Linked DNA regions of Mus musculus: all the other regions are linked to region 2. Evidence: chromatin loops called from intact Hi-C (ENCODE). Cell type or tissue: left cerebral cortex. All regions are shown on one strand.

Region 1 (2,500 bases), 220 kb after region 2:
TTCTGCACAGTATGGTGGTATAGAATATTGGCTGTGAGGTATTACACGACCAAATACCAAAACCTGCCTGATACGGATGGATGAGACAATCTTCCTCTAAGTCCCACATTTAGAGAAGTGTCCTTCTGATCATTTCTGAGTCCGTAGTACGTTTTGGTTTGAGATGGGGCCTTGCTACGTAGCCTGGCAGGCTTGGTACTGAGCCTGTAGATAAGGTTGGCTCCAATCTTTCTGCAATTCTGCCTCTGCGGTCCTGGTGCCGGGATTACATGCCTGCACCGCTATGACCCGATTATTTCGTTTTGTTTTCTTTTCTTCTTTTGTCTCACGCTGTAACCCAAGCAAGTATGCAATAAACAACAATCAGTCCAGCTTCCCGAATGCTGGGGCTTACAAGAGTAAGATACCAAACTTAGCTCCTTATTACTACCGGCTCAGATACAGAATATGAGATCAAGTGATTGGAGTGCTGAGGAACTTCCGGACACATTTATGATTGAGGCTGAGAAAAACAATACGTAGGCAGATGAACAAGAATGTCAACTTAGCCCAGATCTCTTGATTGCATAGAAGTCTATAAACAGTACACGGTGATGTTTAAACACCCAACCGACCCTGTCCAAGTTTAATAATCATCGTCCATAAAGAAGCTTGCGGAGCCCGAGGTTAGAGGGAAGGGGTGTTCACGCACGCCGTGGCGAGCTAGGCGCCTGAGCCGATGTCACCCCAGCCCGCCCGCAGCCGGGCGCGCAAGGGCCCAGGCCCAGGTCCAGGCCGAGGCTGAGCAAGCAGCACAGCAGCGGCGACTCGGAACCCTTCAACCCCGCGGCCTGCGCGCGCCGGCGCCCCACGGCCGGCGACGGTTGCGGCCCCGCGTCGGGAGGACTTCCGGCGTGTGCCGGGGTGGCCGGATGACGTGGCTGAGTCAGAGGAAGAGGCTCGGAGGCCGGGGGGCGGGGGCGGCGCGGAGCGGGCGGTGACGGCGGCGGAGGCAGCGGCTGTGCCCGGGCCCCGTGCGTCTGTCCGCGCCCGGTGGATGTGAATCGGCGGCGGCGGCGGAGGAGGAGTCGGTGGGCCGGCGCCCGGCCTGTGGGAGCGCGGAGGATGAGGCCGCTGCCGGGCGCTCCTGGCGTGGCGGCGGCCGCCGCGTTGTTGTTGCTGCTGCTGCCCCGGGCTCGGTCTGACGAGCACGAACACACGGTGAGGCGAAGCGAGCCGCGCGGCCGCCCCCGCCCCAGCCCCGCTCCCAAGCCTGCCGCCCCGCCAGACCCGGCGTGGTCCGAAGGCCCGGGGGGCCCGGTGCAGCCCCGCGGCCGCCCGAGCGCTCCTTCCGGTCGGGCATGGCGGGGCCGGATCCGCGGGAGCTGGGAGGAGGCATTTCCGAGCACTCGGGGCTGCCTGGGCCTTGCTCCGCAGCTCCGCCTCTCGGGGCTGCTGCCCGGGGATCGGCCCGGAGCGGGCTCTGGACCCGGGAAACTGGACGCTGTGCACACAGCACGGCGGAGGATGGATGCGTGGTGATCCAGGCGCTTGCCAACCAGGAAATACCCATCGCTTCGCGCAGGGCTCCGGCCTCTTCCTACCCTTCTCTCTCCCTCTCGCCCGAACCGGATTTAAACCGTGGGGTGGGGACAGCTTTAGGGAAGTGGAGGTGTGAACGGTTTACACGCGGACACGTCTTCACCCTGCACGCACTCGGTCCCCAGGACTCCCTTGCAACTTTCTCCGCGCTCCGTGAGTGCCCAGAGGACGCCCTGTTCGGGTGGTCGGTCCCTAACTGGGACAGCTCTGCCCTTGTGTCACCCAGCCCTCAGGCCACACCCCCACTCACTTTTGCTTTTGGCCTGAAGTTGATTGGCGGTTTATTTAATTGTATCTTCACATCAAAGCTCGCCTATTAATGACTCTTGGAGTGACTTTCACCTAGAGCTGTAACGCTGTGGAATTCACTTATTTATTTTTTTATTCAGAATGGTAGACGCGGGGAAGTGTGGAAAGTCTGATAAACCTAGAAGATTGCTTGGCAAATTGGAGATTGTTTCAAGGTTTTTATCTGTATTGTGATTTTTTTTTTTTTGCCCGAGTAGTTGTGTATTTACTAAATTTAAAATATGTGGAGAACGTTTGGCTGTAGCTGATCGGTGACAAAATGGGAGTACGCTGCTTTTAAGGGGCAGACGTTAGATTTTGTTTGTAGTGAACAAAACTTTGTTTTGATTAGCCAATTAAAAACTCTAAATTAGGCTGTTGTATTTTCAGTCACTGCTAGAATCTAATTGCATGTGTATGCGAGTTTTTTTTTCCAGAGAAACGTTGAATCAGTAACTTTTTTTCTGCGACACTTGTGAATTTTCTCTAAGATATTTTTGGTTTCCTTTAAATTTCAGCAAGTATAGTAGTTTAAATAGTATTTGCCTTTTTTTTTTTTTTTTAACAGTTGAGTTTCCATGTAAAATCTGGAACTTGTTGTTAGTTTTAGATCGACCATATAGACAGAAAT
Region 2 (2,500 bases):
CCTCCGCCGCGGCCCCGCGCACGCCCAGCCGCGTCGCCCGGGGCCGCGCACGCACCCGTGGCCTGGGCGTCGCGCCTCCCGCCGGGGGCGGCGCGGGGGCAAGGCTGCGCTCACCTCCCCGTGGCCCCGTGGCGGCCCGCTCCTCCTCCCGCCCGCCCGCCCGCCCGGCGTCCCCGCGCACCAGCTCTGCGTCCCACGTCCAGTCCCCCCGCCCCGCCCGGAACGGCGTCTTTCTACGCCGGCGCTCGGTCCCCGCGCCGCCCTCGCTCTCCAGGCAGGCCACGGTGGCCCCGGCCCTCCCCGGGGCTTTTGGGTTTTAAACTAGTCCCATCTATCACTTCCTACCTGCCTATCGGCCCGCACCAACTGTTGCAAGTTCCGCACCATTGCTTCTCGCAACTTCTCGGTCGAAACGGCTCCTCCCACGGGGGCGCCGTGCAAGAGCAGAAATAGGAATAAATGCCCGGATGCCCTTGGAGGCATTGAGCCCCGAGGTTTGCAAAGGTGAAGTGGATAATTTTAAGTTTTAAGTTATCGAAATGCTTCGCCGGTATTCATAAGCCCCAATTTAAAAAAAAAAAAAAAAGAAAAGGGTTTTAAGTCAAATAAAAAGCCTAGGGGATCTCTTACTAGCAAGACTGATCATAGTTGAAAGTCTTAAGAGAGCTGAGAAAAAAAAATGTGCTAGTAGAAAATGAATTTCAAACTTTCAAACAACAGCTTAAGAATATGTTGGGAAATATACGCCCAGATCCGTAGTTCAGGAAAGGACTCAGAACATTTTGATGAGAAAGGATTTCCAGGTGCCTTCTGGGATAATTAAACCACCTTGCACAGGGAGCCTTGTTTTGTTTAAACATCACACTATTAATTACTTGATTTATTTGAAAGAGAGGAGAAAGAGCAAGGAGGAAATAGGAAATGAAAAAAACGGAAATGGCTACTTACCAATACAAGCTAGGTGGCCTCTTCCTCACCCTTAGAATTTGAGAGTGCATTCCTTCTAAATATTTAAATGTAAGTATTTCTGTAGGTAAAACAAAATCATCACTTGACCTCAAGGATTCCACTGATGTGTATCAAGTCTGGGTCTTTGAAGGGAGGGCGCTCTGGCGTGGGAACGGGGGTAACTGCCCCTAAGAATGACTTGGTGGGTCTCCTGGATAGGAGTAAGATTACGGGTAGTAGGCACCTTCCATCTCAGAGCCAATTAGATTTCCACAATTCTCAAAGCCCGCACTGTTTCATCGCTTTAGACTACTACACCATCAGCCGACCACGATGGTGCACACCTGGTAATAGCAACAGTTCGGTGGGCTGAGAGGCAGGATTGCAAATGCCAGGCCAGCCTGGGCAACATAATGAGACCGTGTCTCAAAGCAAGACCCCTGGCAAATAAAGTCTTAGGTCAGACTTCGTTGAGTTTCTGTGTGGTTATTACTACCCTGGGTTAGGTGGGGAGAAGATCAAAGGGAAATGACCGCTAGCTGGGAGAAACCATCCCGTTCCCTATCTCTAGCGTGAAATTCCTTTCCTCACCACTAGGTGGTGGGTTTCAATCTTGTAGATTTTAAGCAACTTTCTGTGATGGTTGGAGAAAGTGTTTCATAAAACATTTTGTTGTTTTTAATAAGTGAGCAATGTACAAGTTAAAAGTAGTTAATAATATACTTTTCAAATCAGGATCCATATGTTTTAAAACAAGTCAAGGGAAATAGTTTCTCAACATAACCTCTTGGAACAGTGGTTCTCAACCTTCCTAATGCTGCGAACCTTTAGTACAATTCCTCAGGCTGTGGTGACCCCCAACCATACAATTATTTTGTTGCTTCATCATAACTAATTTTGCCACTGTTATGAATCGTAATGTAAATATTTTTGGAGATAGAGGCTTGCCAGCAGGGTCACAACCCACAAGTCGAGAACCCTTGAAGTCTCAACCATACAGATTCAGAGATTTCTAAGGGATCTCAGAGATTAATTCAAAGTGGAAACAAGCATTCTTGTTCCTTTCAGCCAGAAGCCCAGACAAGTCAGATTGAATAACAGAAGGTGTGGGGTCAGTAGAAGCAGGCACAAACCCAGAGACAAGTTTCCAATTCTGAACTTAATGCTATGTCCGCTGCTCCACTGTGAACCTCTGCTTCTACTTCATTTATTTAAAGTAGAGAACCAACCTATAATTGACTCTTCATGATGCTTTTTTGAAAGACAATATGCTAGACTGTAATGATGATGATGATGATGATGATGATGATGAAGAATAGTGGTTTTGTTTAGTCCTTGAGACTTTGCCTCTTCGGAATGTGAAGTAGGTTTTGCTCTGCCATCCTTCCCAGTGTACAGGTTGTTATGGTTTGAGTGTGAATGTCTCCCACAGACTCATGTGTTTGAACTCTTGGTCCTCCCTCAGCTGGTGGCCCTGATTTGTAAATGTTGTAGAAGCTTTGGGACAGGCACCCTAGCTGACAGATCTAGCTGCACATCTGGAGGACTGCAA
Region 3 (2,500 bases), 160 kb after region 2:
CCTGGCCCATTCCCTAGCCTGGGGGCTGTTGAACAATGAATTCCTTGCTTACTGACAGTGTCTGTTGACAGTCTTCATGCATGCTGTTCCCCCTCCTCCAAAATATGAATTTTCCCCATCGTATTGCAGGCCTCCCAAAGGGCTCCCATGCTCACTAGTGCTTCAGGGGATGCTATGGGACCAGACTCGTTGTGACTGGAAGGCAACCTGTAAAGTCGCTCAGGGTCAGGAGGGTCTGGATGTCACAGACCCACGGAGGTTACCGGGAAAGAGGCAGGCTGTAGGTTGTAGGGCACAGCTACTGTTTGGGTAGAGAATGAAGTGATGACAGTTTTAGTTTGCCAGATCATATAATCTCTGAAGTTTCTGACAGTTGGCGTGCTCTGGGTTGTTTCTGTGTCTGTGGTTACTGGGTCTAACCCAGGAATGATCTCCTCCCTTGATCTCTTCCCTGCTGGTTCAGAAGATGCAGCCACTCGGGCCTGGGAAGATTCACTCATTTCACCCACAGTGACTGCCCGGGTGAGATGACAGTTTCGTTCTAGAAGAAGCAGGACAGAGGGCAAGCAGACCCATCTCAGATGCTGCGCTAACATGGTGATGCCCACACATTTGCCTTCCCCAGAAGTGGGATGGCTGCTCTTATCTGTTCGGTCTTACCTGGCCATCCTTCTGGACCAGCAGAGAAGGGATTATTCCCCAGGTCGAACCCAGCAACCACAGAACCAAACCACACGAGCCTCTGCTTTACAGGGAGTAAACTACATGGTCCAAGAGTTAGTGACATCCCTAAGTCTATCAGGAGAAAACTGGCTCAGGAATCTGAGTCTTCAGGTCCTAGAGGAAAGTCTGTCTGCCACCACAGTAGGGTAAAGGACCCCCTAACCTGTCCTTCTGGGGTTGTGTTTGCTGCCCTTGGGGCGGACATGCCTCGGGAGCTGCTTCTGTATGTCTGAATAGCCAGGTGTGTCAATGCACACCTTTATTGTCATTCCTAATGGTAACTCTTAGAGGCTTAAAATCAGTGTTTTAGGGAAAGTCACTCACCACTTACTCAGACTATTGGTTCACCGGAGGCTTTAGTATGAGCCCGTGACTGTTGTTGGGACAAATATGTCCTTTTATTGATTAGCGTTGGGAAAAATGAGTTCTTCCCCAAAGGGAGCCTCAGACAACCACTGTGTAGGAAGGTCACAGAGGAGCTCTCAGTGTTTAATGAAGGGGAGCTAAGAGGAAAAACTGGAGGTCTGACCTGGGGATTATGGCTCTGTTCCACTCCCTTAGCTCCCTGAGCAACAGCCCCCACCTCCACCAACGTGTTGTCACACACCCTTAGTGCACACCCCCCCCCCCACCACCACCACACACACACCCTTTCACACTCTCAGTCTTTAGCTTAGATATGCTGCCACCAGGCGGTGACTGTGTGTCTCTGCCTCCAGGTCTTCCGTTTTGCTGCTTCTGATCTGGAGTTTCAAACCATCCACTTGCACACCTTCGCTGTGTAAGAACTGTCTTTGTTTAAGATAAAACAGCTCAATCACTGGATAAAAATCGAGGCACCTGCCCCTAACATGCTTGCTTGTTGTGCCTCCATCCTTGCCTTTGAGGATGGGTTATGGTCCTCACGTCCTGTGATGGGAGTCTTTCTTTTCTTTTGTCAGCATCACCCAATCAATGCCTCTGCTCTGGAAACCTGGGGAGCTAGTGCCTGGAGGCCCTTGTCCAGTCTGTTTCCAGGGTAACCCGCTGCTGCGTTATAGCTTTGCTTACTTACACATCTCAGAGTCTCACCTTTGTCTACGTGGCATAAGGTACAGCATCACGCTGCTAGGAACTTCTAACTCACAGGTGTCGCTGCAATCCTAGAGTGGCTTTCTGTTGTCTAGAATAAAACTTTTCTTTTGACCCCTGACCTTTCTGGGATCTGCCCCAGCCGAGGTTTGCAAGTGGCAGTGCGCACTGCCTTGGCCACAACCATCTTACTGGCTTCCCTCAGCAATTCCCTAGTAGTAACCGTGGTCTTGTGGCAGGTCAACTCTACTTTGTGGTTTCTTTTGCACGAGCTCTCTGATTTTACAGTCCCTGCTAAGAGCCAGGTTCCATCTGAGCCGGGGGGCACAGCTGGACGCTGTGAAAGACCTTGCAGCCAACACTGCAGGTCTCACTCTAGGCAAAATTGTCCAGTTATGGGTGGGCTTTGGAGACATGTCCCATACCCCATCGACATTATTTTTGTCCAGAAATCTTCCCTTCCTGCAGCTGCAGAGGCTCAGACATCCCCTTGGTGACCCGTTTGAGAAGATTCTGTTGAGCAGAGCTTGGAACTACAACAGAGGCATTAGTTCTGGGTACCAGGTCAGATCTGTACCATCTAGGGGTCAGGTCAGGACACTGGGTGCTTCCTGACCTCTCCCTGCTTGGTGAAAACACTGGATTAGATGTTGTAGGGTTAGTTAATGAGATAAAATTCTCTACCACCAACAGCCAGCCTCACCCT

Evidence for each region. A loop is a pair of places that touch in the nucleus more often than their neighbours do. Peaks named below come from ENCODE experiments on the same cell type or tissue, not always from the same donor. Only the 100,000 strongest peaks of a DNase experiment are listed, where the experiment ranks them.
Region 1: it touches region 2 in a loop (7-fold over the local background); 5 of 42 quality-filtered maps call a loop at or near these places.
Region 3: it touches region 2 in a loop (6-fold over the local background); 17 of 42 quality-filtered maps call a loop at or near these places.

Annotation. Positions count from the first base shown.
Region 1 is chr19:41,262,459-41,264,958 of GRCm38, reverse strand. It overlaps Tm9sf3 (transmembrane 9 superfamily member 3), which reads left to right and starts at 955. Exons shown (of 15, transcript NM_133352.2): 1 at 955-1,200. The coding sequence starts at 1,105. In left cerebral cortex, no CTCF peak of the experiment used is centred here; DNase peaks (open chromatin) are centred at 473, 871 and 1,528; H3K4me3 peaks cover 2,414 bases; H3K27ac peaks cover 1,854 bases.
Region 2 is chr19:41,480,164-41,482,663 of GRCm38, reverse strand. No RefSeq gene overlaps it. Among named protein-coding and RNA genes, the nearest start is that of Lcor, 1.3 kb to the left of the region's middle. In left cerebral cortex, CTCF peaks have their summits at 424 and 1,533; DNase peaks (open chromatin) are centred at 332 and 1,446; H3K4me3 peaks cover 855 bases; H3K27ac peaks cover 723 bases.
Region 3 is chr19:41,316,739-41,319,238 of GRCm38, reverse strand. The region is part of intron 8 of Pik3ap1 (phosphoinositide-3-kinase adaptor protein 1); the gene reads left to right. Among named protein-coding and RNA genes, the nearest start is that of Gm52406, 35 kb to the right of the region's middle. In left cerebral cortex, CTCF peaks have their summits at 1,219 and 1,430 (motif pointing left); a DNase peak (open chromatin) is centred at 1,429.